Linked DNA regions of Homo sapiens: region 2 is linked to region 1. A link is a contact called in ENCODE Hi-C or POLR2A ChIA-PET data. All regions are on one chromosome and are shown on one strand. Each heading gives the region's core, a stretch centred on a gene start or an enhancer-like site at or near the end of the contact. The rest is flanking DNA. Distances are from core to core; before and after follow the strand shown.

What was found. A loop is a pair of places that touch in the nucleus more often than their neighbours do. ChIA-PET counts read pairs that join two places held with the same protein, here RNA polymerase II (POLR2A). Pooled maps may share reads with other maps.
Region 2: a loop to region 1 is called in a pooled map, with 2.0 times the contacts of the local background. The contact joins the enhancer-like site here to the promoter of CTSH in region 1. A Hi-C loop is called at or near these places in 1 of 37 single-sample maps with no recorded cell type and 2 of 50 pooled maps. POLR2A ChIA-PET finds 5 or more read pairs at or near these places in 2 of 52 experiments (HEK293 and T-cell).

The regions. Positions count from the first base shown.
Region 1 is chr15:78,940,075-78,946,737 of GRCh38, forward strand. It overlaps CTSH (cathepsin H), which reads right to left and starts at 4,972. Exons shown (of 12, transcript NM_004390.5): 1 at 4,817-4,972. The coding sequence starts at 4,907. RefSeq lists enhancers at 3,175-3,224, 3,655-3,704, 4,165-4,703, 4,704-5,242 and silencers at 4,093-4,387, 4,825-5,174.
Region 2 is chr15:78,840,251-78,846,196 of GRCh38, forward strand. No RefSeq gene overlaps it. Among named protein-coding and RNA genes, the nearest start is that of TRK-CTT1-2, 17 kb to the right of the region's middle. Within about 2 kb of position 2,366, at least 2 of the 41 ENCODE cell types and tissues checked have a DNase peak (open chromatin) inside an H3K27ac peak, as active enhancers do.

The DNA.
Region 1 (6,663 bases), core at 3,722-6,221:
AAGACTTCACAAAAACGAAACCTCACATGTACCCCCAAATATGTACAGATATTATCAAAAACATAATAAAACAAACAAGACAAAATATTTTACAAAAGCAGGCCAGCCATTTGTTTTTGGATTCCTGCCGTATTTCCCCATGTATGTTCTTATCTAAACATTTCATTTTAAATTTGAATACCTCCAAAGACATATTCCAACTTATAAATATTGAGATTTAAAAATAACACCTGGCAGTGTGGCCCAAGCCTATAATCTCAGTACTTTGGGAGGCTGACACAGGCGAATCCCTTGAGCCTAGGAGTTTGGGACCAGTCTGGGCAACAAAGTGAGACCTCGTCTCTACAAAAAAATAAAAAAAATTAGACGGGAGAATCACTTGAGCCTGGGAGGTTGAGGCTGCAATGAGCTATGATAGCGCCACTGCATTCCTGCCTGGGTGACAGGAGTGAGACCTTGTCTCAAAAAAAAAAAAAAAATCTCTAAAAATAAGATTGTTATATCATTCTTTTAAAGCTAGCCAGTGGAATCTAAATACCATGATGATTTGATATCCACCATCAGTAACATGAACAAACTTTTCTATAAGAGTCAGGTATTTAGGCGGGGTGTGGTGGCTCACGCCTGTAATCCCAGCACTTTGGGAGGCCAAGGTGGGCAGATCACCTGAGGTCAGGAGCTCATGACCAACTTGGCCAACATGGCAAAACCCCAGCTCCACTAAAAATACAAAAATTAGCTGGGCATGGTGGCAGGCGCCTGTAATCCCAGCTACTCAGGAGGCTGAGGCAGGAGGATCGCTTGAACCTGAGAGGCGGAGGCTGCTGTGAGCCGAGATTGTGCCACTGCACCCCAGCCTGGGTGACAAGAGCGAAACTCCATCTCAAATAAAGAAAACAAAACAAAAAAGAGTCAGATATTATACAGAGTTTCTTTTTCTTGTTGAACACCTATCTCCATCCCCACCTGGCAGAATTTTATCCTAAGGGAACATACATTTTTATGCTTGATCACCTTCACATTCTTTTCTGCAACAACAACAAAAAGTTTAAATTTAAATTATTTATTTTGGCTGGGCGCCGTGGCTCATGCCTGTAATCCCAGCACTTTGGGAGGCTGAGGCAGGTGGATCATGAGGTCAGGAGTTTGAGACCAGCCTGGCCAACATGGTGAAACCTCATCTCTACTAAAAATACAAAAATAAGCCAGACGTGGTGGCATGCACCTGTAGTCCCAGCTACTTGGGAGGCTGAGGCAGAAGAATTGCTTGAACCTGGGAGGCAGAGGTTGCAGTAGCCAAGATCGTGCCACTGCACTCCAGCCTGGGCGACAAAGCGAGACTCTGTCTAAAAAAAAAAAAAAAAAAAAAAAAAAAATTAAATGTTTTTACTACCTGTGACCCATACATCTGTGAATATTATAAAAATTTATTCTGGAGCTGGGCGCGGTGGCTCATGCCTGTAATCCCAGCACTTTGAGAGGCTGAGACGGGCGGATCACGAGTTCAGAAGATCGAGACCATCCTGGCTAACACGGTGAAACCCCAACTCTACTAAAAATACAAAAAACAAATTAGCCGGGCGTGGTGGCGGGCGCCTGCAGTCCCAGCTACTCAGGAGGCTGAGGCAGGAGAATGGCGTGAACCCGGGAGGCGGGGCTTGCAGTGAGCCGAGATCACGCCACTGCACTCCAGCCTGGGCGACAGAATGAGACTCCGTCTCAAAAAAAAAAAAAAAAATTTATTCTGGATTGAGTAATCATAATTATTATTAGTGTCCCAACTGATTAAAACATTTCAAATGTATTATACATTATGAAAAGTAATTGTTAAACATCAAAAGTAAAATTGTATCAGAAATGCATCTCTTAATGTGATAAACAGTACTCTACTGCCCATCCCCCGCAATGGATTTATATTTTCATGAGTGAATATTGTTTGGTTGAGAAAAGGTTCAGCATTAATTCTGGTCTTATTTTTGTTTCTTATAGGTCAAAGGGCTGGGAAACCCTGCTCAAATAAGCAGCTGGGAATGGAGGCAGTTTTTAAGAGCAATGCCACTTAATTCTTCGCACTCCTTTCTGTGCATCCAATCCCATGGTGCTCTATCACTCAGCCCTCCCTCCCTCCCTTTCTTTCCTTCTTTTTTTTTTTTTTTTTTGAGAAGGAGGCTGGCTCTGTTGCCCAGGCTGGAGGGCAGTGGCACGATATCAGCTCACTGCAACCTCCACCTCCCTGGTTCAAGCAATTCTATCTCAGCCTCCCAAGTAGCTGGGATTACAGGTGCCCACCACCACGCCCGGCTAATTTTTATATTTTTAGTAGAGATGGGGTTTCACCATGTTAGCCAATCTGGTCTGAAACTTCTGACCTCAGGTGATCCACCCACCTTGGCCTACCAAAGTGCTGGGATCACAGGCGTGAGCCCCCACGCCTGGCCTCACTCAACATTATTTTTAAGACCTCATCAGTTGATATCCCCATGAAGTCCTCTCCTCTTCAATTCAGTTTCCTTGAGGAATTGAGAATGCCAGATATGAACGATTTATTACCGTTTTGTCTTTTTGTTTGCTGTCCCTATTGTTTTTATACCCATGGGTTCAGGTTCAGATTGAATGAGAGGAAAGAGGTTCCCCCTTGCCTTCAGGGGCTCTCTCCCAGTTTTAGCAAAGAGGACACTTGGAAATAAAAGGTCTGTAAATGGATTTCCAGAACACTCTCTGCCGGCATCACTTGAAATATCTTCCTGTTTCCCCAAGGATCCATACCTCCAGTGTGAAGATCACTACCACACAGCATTTAGATCTCCGTTTTTGGGTCTCGAACCTGTTCCAGAGACCAATCTATGGCCGTTTTCCCTGGGGAAAATGCACATTTCCTCAACATGGCTCCCTTTAGGGTTTCAGGGGATTCCAGATCTTGATTAAGGGCCCTGCTGCAGCTGAGGGCTTTAGAGGAAGACAGACCTCAACTCAGGACAAGAGTTGGAGGCAGGGTTTGAGTTTAGGACAATTGACTACCAGTTTGCCTCTGGAGAGATTATTCTGGGGCCAGAATAATCTGCTGGTGAACCGTGCCTTACCCTAAAATAGATCCATTCCAATCTAGTCAGGACTTTAAAAGTGCCATAATACCTTGCCTGGATTTACAGCAGGTTTCAGGAAAGTACAGTATTCCCCTGTTTGTTTGTTTGTTTGTTTTAGATGGAGTCTTACTCTGTCACCCAGGCTGGAGTGATCGCCACCTCTCAGTTTCAAGCGATTCTCCTGCCCCAGCCTCCTGAGTACCTGGGATTACAGGCACCTGGCTACCACACCCAGCTAATTTTTGTATTTTTAGTAGAGACAGGGTTTCACCATGTTGGCCAGGCTGCTCTCGAACTCCTGACCTAAAGTGATCCGACTGCCTCGGTCTCCCAAATTGCTGAGATTACAGGTGTGAGCCACCGCAGCCGGTCCCTGACTCCTGTTTTAGTACAGCTCCTGGGCTACAAACGGTTTCTTACAATTTTAAATGGTTAGAAGAAACATATTTCGTAGCACCCAAAAATCCCTTGAAACTGAAATTTCAGTGGCCATAAAAATCATTTATTAGAACCCAGTTACACTGACTCACTTACATACAATCTATGGTTGCTATCACACTACCATGGCAGAGTTAGTAGTTGCTACAGAGACCACCATAAAGCCTAAGTTATTTACCGTCTGGTCTTTCACAGAAAAAGTTTGCCAAGCCCTGCTCTGGAATTCAGACAGCCTCTCAGCGCCAGCCTTCTCCAGGCAGCCCTCGCTTGCGGCAGCTAGGTTTTCCTTAGGCGGGAACTGACCTGGAGCTGGGCGCCCACTGAGGTTTGCAAGGCTGGGGAGCTTTTTAAATAAATAGGTGGGAAGGAATGAGGCAACCCTCTGGCCCAGATTCAGCCTCAGTGATCTCTGTCCCATCCCCTGAGCCTCTAGCTGGGGGAAAGCCCTGTCCCGTTCCTCCAGAGCTCAGGGCACCCCCCCTCCCTAGGTTCTTGGCTCCTTGGGTTGTTTCTTGGCTACTTTTCTCGGTGAAGGGGGCAGGTGGTCTTTAAGTTCAGAGCCTGTGGGCTGAGGCTGGGACCAGGGACAGTAGGAAAGGAGGGAGGCAGTAGGGAAGAGCAGGCTCCTTGCCTTCAGCCAGGGGAGGTGCCTGAGCCCGGGCAGTAGACAGGATGCAAGGGCAGCACGAAGCTGGACCAGTCGCAGCCAATCTGGCCAACAAGAGGAGTCCTGGGGCTCCACCTGACGCCATGGGCCCTGGGGTGCTGTTAAAAGCGCTGTTGGTCTGAGTGCTTTCCCTGGTGCCGTTGCACAGGGATTCACTGTTCCAAACAGCCCGTCCAACCTACTCTACAGATGGGACTCCCAAGACACTACGGGGATCCCCTGTGTGCCAAGTCCCGGGGGAAGCTGCTAGAGAAGGCTGGGACGTCCTTGCTCACCTCTGGCAGGGACAGATCAGAGTCCTCTGTGTGACACTCTGTGTCCCCAGTTGAGGAAGGCGGAAGGAGCTGCGGGCTCCTTTGGTATTCTAGGCTGGAGAGCCACCTGGCTAGGTGGGACCCTGGACACTCAGCCCATCTGCTCCTCTGGTCCTACAAGCCGCCCACCCTCCGAGAACCCCCGCCTATAATGCAGTTTACCCCTCCCCGTGCCAGCACGCAGAGTTCCTGGCCTCTCACCGGGGAAAGCTCTGCCCCGTTCCTCCGGAGCCCAGTGCGCCCCTGGCCAAGTTCTCCCAGCGTCCACTCTAGGGCCTGCTAGCACCCTCTCGGGCGGCGCGCCCTCTGCGTACCTAAGGAGTTCACGCACAGTTCGGCGGCACCGCAGACGGGGACTCCCAGGAGCCAGGCCCCGGCGCAGAGCAGCGGCAGCGTGGCCCACATCGCAGCGCTGGCGGCTTGGCTCTTGCGCTCAGGGTCCGCGGAGGTGGCGGCCCAGAGCGTCAACTGGGAGCGCGGGGGGGGAGCGGCACGAGCGTGGAGGAGCGGCGGGAGCGCGAAGGGGCGGAGCGAGCGCGGGGCGGAGCGAGCGCGGGGCGGGGTGGGCGGTACTCCCCCGAGGCCGGGCTCGCGGGAGGGGGCGGCGCCGACTAACTCGCCAGCTCTAGTTCACCTGTCGGCCGGCCGCGTCGCTCCCTTATCTCCTCTGGGAGGAAGGGCTTATCTGGGTATCAGGCCTGGCTGAGTCCTGGATCTGCCTGGACTGGCTGGCACCGCGCGGGGAGGTCTCAGCCTGGCCTCTCCCTCTCCCAGCCTGTCGCCATCCCCACGTCCCCCATCTCCCTGCGTGTCCCCACCTCGCACCCCCCCATCTCCCTGCCTATCCCCAACTCGCACCCCTCATGTCCCTTCCTGTCCCCACCTCACACCATGTCCCTGCCTGTCTTCACCTTGCACCCTCCATCTCCCTGCCTGTCCCCACCTCGCTCCCCCTATGTCCCTGCCTGTCTCCACCTCACACCCCCATCTCCCTGAATGTGCCCACCTCCCACCCCCTATGTCCCTGCCTGTCCCCACCTCCCACCCCCATGTCCCTGCCTGTCCCCACCTCGCACCCCCATGTCCCTGCTTATCCCCACCTCGCACCCCCCCATCTCCCTGCCTGTCCCCAACTCACACCCCCCATCTCCCTGCCTGTCCCCACCTCAGACTCCCCATGTCCCTGCCTGTCTCCACCTCACACCCTTATGTCCCTGCCTGTCCCCACCTCGCACGCCCCACGTCCCTGCCTGTCCCCACCTCGCACTCCCCATGTCCCTGCTTGTCCCCACCTCGCACCCCCCATCTCCCTGCCTGTCCCCACCTCACACCCCCCATGTCCCTGCCTGTCTCCACCTCACAGCCTTATGTCCCTTCCTGTCCCCACCTCGCACCCCCCATCTCCCTGCCTATCCCCACCATACCCCTATGTCCCTGCCTGTCCCCACCTCACACCCCCATGTCTCTGCCTGTCCCCACCTCACACCCCCATATCCCTGCCAGTCCCCACCTCACATCCCCCCATCTTCCTGCATTTCCCCACCTCACACCCCTATGTCCCTGCCTGTCCCCGCCTTGCACCTCCCATCTTCCTGCCTGTCCCCACCTCACACCCCCTCATGTCCCTGCGTGTCTCCACCTTGCACCCCCATCTCCCTGCCTGTCCCCACCTCATACCCCCCATGTCCCTGTGTGTCTCCACCTCAGACTTTCCCCCACACTCCCCACGTCTCCCTGCCCTGGTTAACCACATTTCCCTGGCTTCCCTTTTGCTTGGAGTGGACTTACAACTGAAGAAGCTAGACGACCTCCTTGTGAATTGTTTTGCCCCCTCAACAGACATTTTAGTCTTTCTGCTGAGGAAGCTACATTAAGAGCTGTAGGGCCATTCTCTGTAGTTTGCAAAGCTAAAGAAGATGGTATGTAAGGGTCTGGGTGTGAGACAGACAGAAGAACGTGCGTTCCAGGCTGAGGAGGCCGGTGCTGTCACTGCTTTGGGTGAGGAGAGGGTGATTCAGACCAGCCTGTGCCGTAGCCTCAAATGCCCAGTGATGCCCTGTTCTTCACTTACATCATCACCTTGCAAAGTGGCATGTTGTTGACCCCCCATTTTACAGATGAGGAAACTGAGGCCACAAGAGTAGATGGTAACTTTCCCAGT
Region 2 (5,946 bases), core at 1,116-3,615, 100 kb before region 1:
ACTGCAACCTCCGCGTCCTGGTCTCAAGTGATTCTCTTGCCTCAGCCTCCCGAGTAGCTGGGATTATGGGTGAGCACCACCAAGCCCAGCAAATTTTTTTAGTTTTAGTAGATATGGGATTTCACCATGTTGGCCAGACTGGTCTTGAACTCCTGATCTCAAGTGATCCACCCACCTTGGCCTCCCAACATGCTGGGATTACAGGCATGAGCCATCATGCCTAGCCAAAATCTTGAGTTTTGTCTTCAAAAGTAGTTTAGTTGGTTGTCTGCTGCCTACTGTATACAAGTTTATTTTACAGCAAAAAAGAATGATCCCCTTCCCCCATCCTCAAGTGACTGATGCTCTTGGAAGATACTCCAACTATATCCTGAGTAGCACTGTGGAGAGCCCCAGTCTGAGAAGCATGAACTTTGAGAAGCAAGGTAAAGCCCAGAATCCTTTGCCTCCCCCATGGCCTTGGTGTGGCCCAGGCTCCCTCTCCAGTCTTCTCTGGCTATGCCCCTCATGCCTGTGCCCTGAGCAAATCCACTTCCTGCTCTTCCTTCTGCCTGGAGTGCCAGTCCTGCCCTGCCCTGCTGGGTGGGAGGTGTTCTCGGGCTCCCACAGTCCCTTGTGTATCCGGTACTGTGGTGCTCCGTTGTCATGGCTGCTGATCCCTAGACTCAGCGCCCTGAGTCAGAACCCGCTTCCCTTTTTGGCCTTCTTGCCTCTCAAAGCATTTTTTATCACCTCTTTTAAAGCACTCAGGTTCCACAGACAGTGATTTGGGCCTGATGGAGTTAATGTTTTAGACCCCCAGATACGGCAGGTTTGTACTAAGTCATGCACTTGTTCAGGCTTCCTCTGGTTCCTGGGGGCCCTGAAGAGCACCTGCCACAGGGTACTTCTGGTTCCATCCCTTGTGGGCATGGCCCCCCTTCCTGGGCTGAGCAGGAGCTTCTGGAAGCTGGGACCATGCTTCTGCTGTCTGTGTGTGTCTCCCCCACAACAGCCTCTGGCCTGGAGTGGGCGGTGGAATATTCCTTGCTGAAATGGAAATGTGTGTGGCTCTGGCTCTTGACCTTTCCCCTTTAAGTTTCTCTGCTCTTAACTCCTTGATTAAAATGTCAAGTAAGCAGGGATCTGTAAACCCATTTTTAATTCCATGGGGAGTGGAAAAGGGCTCCATTTTAAATGACCTTCTGCTGTGGCTGGCATGAATAATCATCTCCTAAATGACACCCTTTGAGAATGGAAAAAGTAAGACTCTGTGCGGGGAGTAGGGGAGGCCACCCCTGCAGGGATCTAGTGGTTGCTGTGGTTTTTCAGCACTGCCCCAGGGAGTTGGGAATATAGGCAAGGGACCAAAAATGCTATTAATCAACAAAACATTGGTTCAGAAACTGTGGAACGTGTAAGCTAGAAGCATCCTCAGAGGTGCTTTCGAATGCCTCCCCCCAACTTTTTTTCATTGTTGTTGTTGAGATGGAGTCTTGCTCTGTTGCCCAGGCTGGAGTGCAGTGGTGCGATCTCGGCTCACTGCAACCTCTGCCTCCCAGTTCAATGATTCTCCCGCCTCAACCTCCCCAGTAGCTGGAACTACAGGTGTGCACTACCACGCCTGGCTAATTTTTGTATTTTTAGTAGAGACGGGGTTTCACCATGTTGGCCAGGCTGATCTAGAACTCCTGACCTCAGGCAATCCGCCCACTCAGCCTCCCACAGTGCTGGGATTACAGGCATGAGCCACTACGCCCGGCCTAAATGCCCCTATTTTAGAGATGGGGAAATTGAGGTCCAGGGAGGGAGGCTGCTGTCCGAGGATACACAAGGAAGAGATGTCACAGCCTGCCTCTCAGTCTGACAGAGTCCCAGGAGGAAGCCAGGCCACCCCGGACAGGGTGACCAAGCATCTGGTTTGCTTGGGACTGAGGGAATTCCTGGCACCTGGAACTTTCATTGCTAACACTGAGACAGCCTCAGGCAAACCCCAGTGGTGGGTCATGGTTTCTCTCTCTGGCTATAAAGGCTTCCAGACGAGTTCTAGAAGAGTGAAAAGGCAGAGGTATCTGAGGCCCAGTCTGTCACTTGGACCCAGCAGGACCAGTGGTCCAGCTGGCAGTGAGGTGGGCCGCCAGGCCTAAGGTGGCTGAGGCTCTAAAGCTTCCCAGTGTCTGCCTTGCTGGGCACTTCCCTCTGGGCCTCCAGCTCTGCCCGTCTTTGACTGTTGTGCTCTGTCTGTACAAAAGACACGATTTTTAAAATCTCTCTTGGGCTGTTTAACTTTGATCTCTGTAAACATTTATTTCAATAAATGTACATCCACATGGTATGTATTTTGAGAGGTTCAGTTTAGCAACGTGCTGGCAAGTCTTTCTGATGTTTTGCAGCTTGGGGAAATCCAGCTAGCTCAGTTCCGTGCTCTCTGTGTGACATCTGTCTGTAAATTCCTGCATCTCTCTGAGTCTTGGTTTCCCCATGTGTGAAGTGAGAAATGCAAGTATCTACCTTGTTGAGTTGCTCTGAGAAGTAAAGAGAAACAACTGCAAATTGCCTGGCACGTAGTAAGCACTCAGTAAAAGGTAGCAGTTCTTTTTTTTTTTTTTAAACTTTTTTTGTTGTTTTGAGTCTTGCTCTGATGTCCAGGCTGGAGTGCAGTGGTGTGATCTCTATTCACTGCCACCTCCGCCTCCTGAGTTCAAGTGATTCTCCTGCCTCAGCTTCTTGAGTAGTTAGGATTACAGGTGCATCTCATCACACTCAGCTAATTTTTGTATTTTTTGTAGAGACAGAGTTTCACCATGTTGGCCAGGCTGGTCTTGAACTCCTGTCCTCAATTGATCCGCCTGCCTCGCCTTCCCAAAGTGCTGGGATTGTAGGTGTGAGCCACTGCACCTGGCCAAAAGTTAGCTCTTCTTATCTCGACTCCCTGGTGGCTCTAGGTCTAGTTGGTCCTTGCCTTTGAGGTATGGGGGAGTCAGCCAGGGATTAGTGAAGGCACTGGAATTCTCTATGGATGGAAATTTAAGATTTTTCCTCCTGGCTCCTGTAGGTTCAGAACTTAACTCTGCTGTTAAATATGCATTAGTTTCCATGCAGAGGAAACTAATAGGCTTTTCACCAGAGCTTCTTTTCTCCTTAAATTCTCAGAACAGAGCTGGATTCTGAAGGAGGCTCATGTCTTCTCTATACAGAGCTGCCATAATCCAACAGTAAGGAAGACTGGACGTGGGGCAGGTGGAGGTGGAGTAAATGGAGGGGAGCAGGGCTGTGGCCTGGGCATCAGGAGACAGGGCTTGTCCCAAGTCTGCCCCTCATGTGAGTGATGTAAGGAAAGCCCTTTCCTCTCTGGGCCTCTGCTTCCCCTCTGTGAGATAAGTAGGTCAGAGTCAGTGATCTCTAAGGCTCTATCTAGGTCTCGATTCTTTGACTCTAGGCTCCTACATCCAGCCCCATGCTACATACACAGTATACATTGATAAAGATGACATTTAATGATTGTTTGTTTAATGAATTGATATATGGGGCGGGGGACGTTGCTGACACTCATGGGGACTTTGACCCTTACCATTCTCTTCCGTGGGGAGGGTCTGGCCCTAGTGTGACATTCACTTTTTTTTTTTTTTTGAGACAGATTAGCACTCTGTCACCCAGGCTGGAGTGCAGTGGCACGATCTCAGTTCACTGCAACCTCCGCCTCTTGGGTTCCAGCGATTCTCCTGCCTCAGCCTCCCCAGTAGCTGGGATTACAGGTGCCCACCACCACGCCCAGCTAAGTTTTGTATTTTTTAGTAGAGACAGGGTTTCATCATGTTGACCAGGCTGGTCTTGAACTCCTGACCTCAGGTGATCTGCCTGCCTTGGCCTCTCAAAGTGCTGGGATTACAGGCGTGAGCCACTGTGCCCTGCCATATTCATTTATTTGCTATCCATCCCTGGCAGCACAGTCCTGAAGAGAAGTGTTGAGGGCCAGGATGTCTGTCTCCCCTCCCTGGGGTCCCAACCCTGACTTTCTCCTTCCAGGGGAGGAAACTTCTCTTCCAACTTAGCTCCTCTGGAAAGCAACCAAGAAACCTCAACTCCTTTTATTCAAAGAAACTGGCCTGTAGACCAAGGCTGCCCTACCTGATCTCTAGTGTACCTGCAGGAGTGACTCTGGTTAGCCCAGGATGTTCAGGGCCCTGGTGGCAAGAATGGCCTGGACAAAAGAGCGGCTCAGGAGCTCTGCTGTTCTTAGAATAGATGGGGTGGGCTCGCCTTCCAGCTCAGGCTTCCCTGTGGGAGCTCTCACATAAACTCACTGCACTTAAACTCTTTGCAACTGTTCCAAATCAAAAGGCGAGGTTCTCAGTTCATACAGCAAAAGTTAGATGATGACAGTCAGTGTTTCCACTGGGAAGAAATGGGATTATCCATCCTCATTCACTGGCCACAGCCAGTCTTCCTTCTGTTTCTCCTCCTATGATCAGCTCTTCCCCCATTTGGGGCTTTCACTCTTGAAGTTGGTTCTGTCTCTCCAGGACATTCTGCCCCTCATCTCCTGCCTCAGGTGACAGCCTTCGGGTCTCAGCTGAAATGGCACTTCTTCAAAAAGGTCTTCCCTGACCTCTAGTCTAAAATAGGTGTCTCTACCACAGTTTTCCTTTGAGTTCTCTGTGCTTTTCCAAAATAATACTCACTGGCATTGGTATTTCTTTTTTTGTTTGTGTGTGTCTAGTCCAAGTTTCCCCTACTGCAGTCAATGCTTATGGGGCAATGCCTTGTCTTTTTCATCCCTATATCCCTAACATCTGGTCATCTTTTCATTTCTTACAATCTCTTTTTTCCCCTTTTTTGTATTAATACAGTCTCACCAGCTTTCTTTTCTTTTTTCTTTTTTTTTTTTTTTTTGAGACCAGGTCTCACTCTGTTGCTCGGGCTGCAGTGGTGTGATCATAGGCGCCTCGAACTCCTGGGCTCAAAATAATCCTCCCACCTCAGCCTCCCCAGTAGCTGGGACTACAGTTGCATGCCACCAAGCCCAGCTAATTTTCTTTTTTTTTTTTTTTTTTTGAGACGGAGTCTCACTCTGTCACCCAGGCTGGAGTGCAGTAGCGAGATCTCAACTCACTGCAAGCTCCGCCTCCTGGGTTCAAGCGATTCTCCTGCCTCAGCCTCCCGAGTAGCTGGGATTACAGGCGCCTGCCACCACACCTGGCTAATTTTCATATTTTTAGTACAGACGGGGTTTCACCACGTTGTTCAGGCTGTTCTCGAACTCCTGACCTTGTGATCCGCCCTCCTTGGCCTTCCAAAGTCCTGGGATTACAGGAGTGAGCCACTGCCCCTGGCTTTTTTTTTTTTTTTTGAGACGGAATCTTGCTCTGTTGCCCAGGCGGGAGTGCAGTGGCACTATCTTGGCTCACTGCAACCTCTCACTTCCCAGGTTCAAGTAATTCTCCTGCCTCAGCCTCCTGAGTAACTGGGATTACAGGTGCACACCACCACGCCTGGCTAATTTTGTATTTAATTTTCTTATTTTAATTTTTTTTTTTTTGTAGATATGGGGTCTTACTATGTTGCCCAAGCTAACCAGCCAGCTTTCTTTTAGTTAGATGTTGTTAGGCATATTTTTATCTGTGTCTATTTTAGGTGTTTCTCTTATAAACTTGGTTTTGTTTTACTTTTAATCCAGCTTGACAATTTTTGTCTTTTACCTTCCTAATTTAGTTCATTCACATTTATTATGGTTTTCACTGTAATGGCTAGATATGTTTCTATCATATTTGATGCTTTATCATTATCTTTGTTTTTCTATGTTTTAATTTCCTCTCTTTTCATTTGGATTTAATTATTTTTCTCATTTCATTTTTTTCCCTCTAGTAGTTTGAGAGTAGTACACTCTATGTTTAGTTTTTTTAATGACTATCCTATAATGTTCAACATTTCTTCTTGAATCTCAAACTTATCGGAGGCTCATTTTCT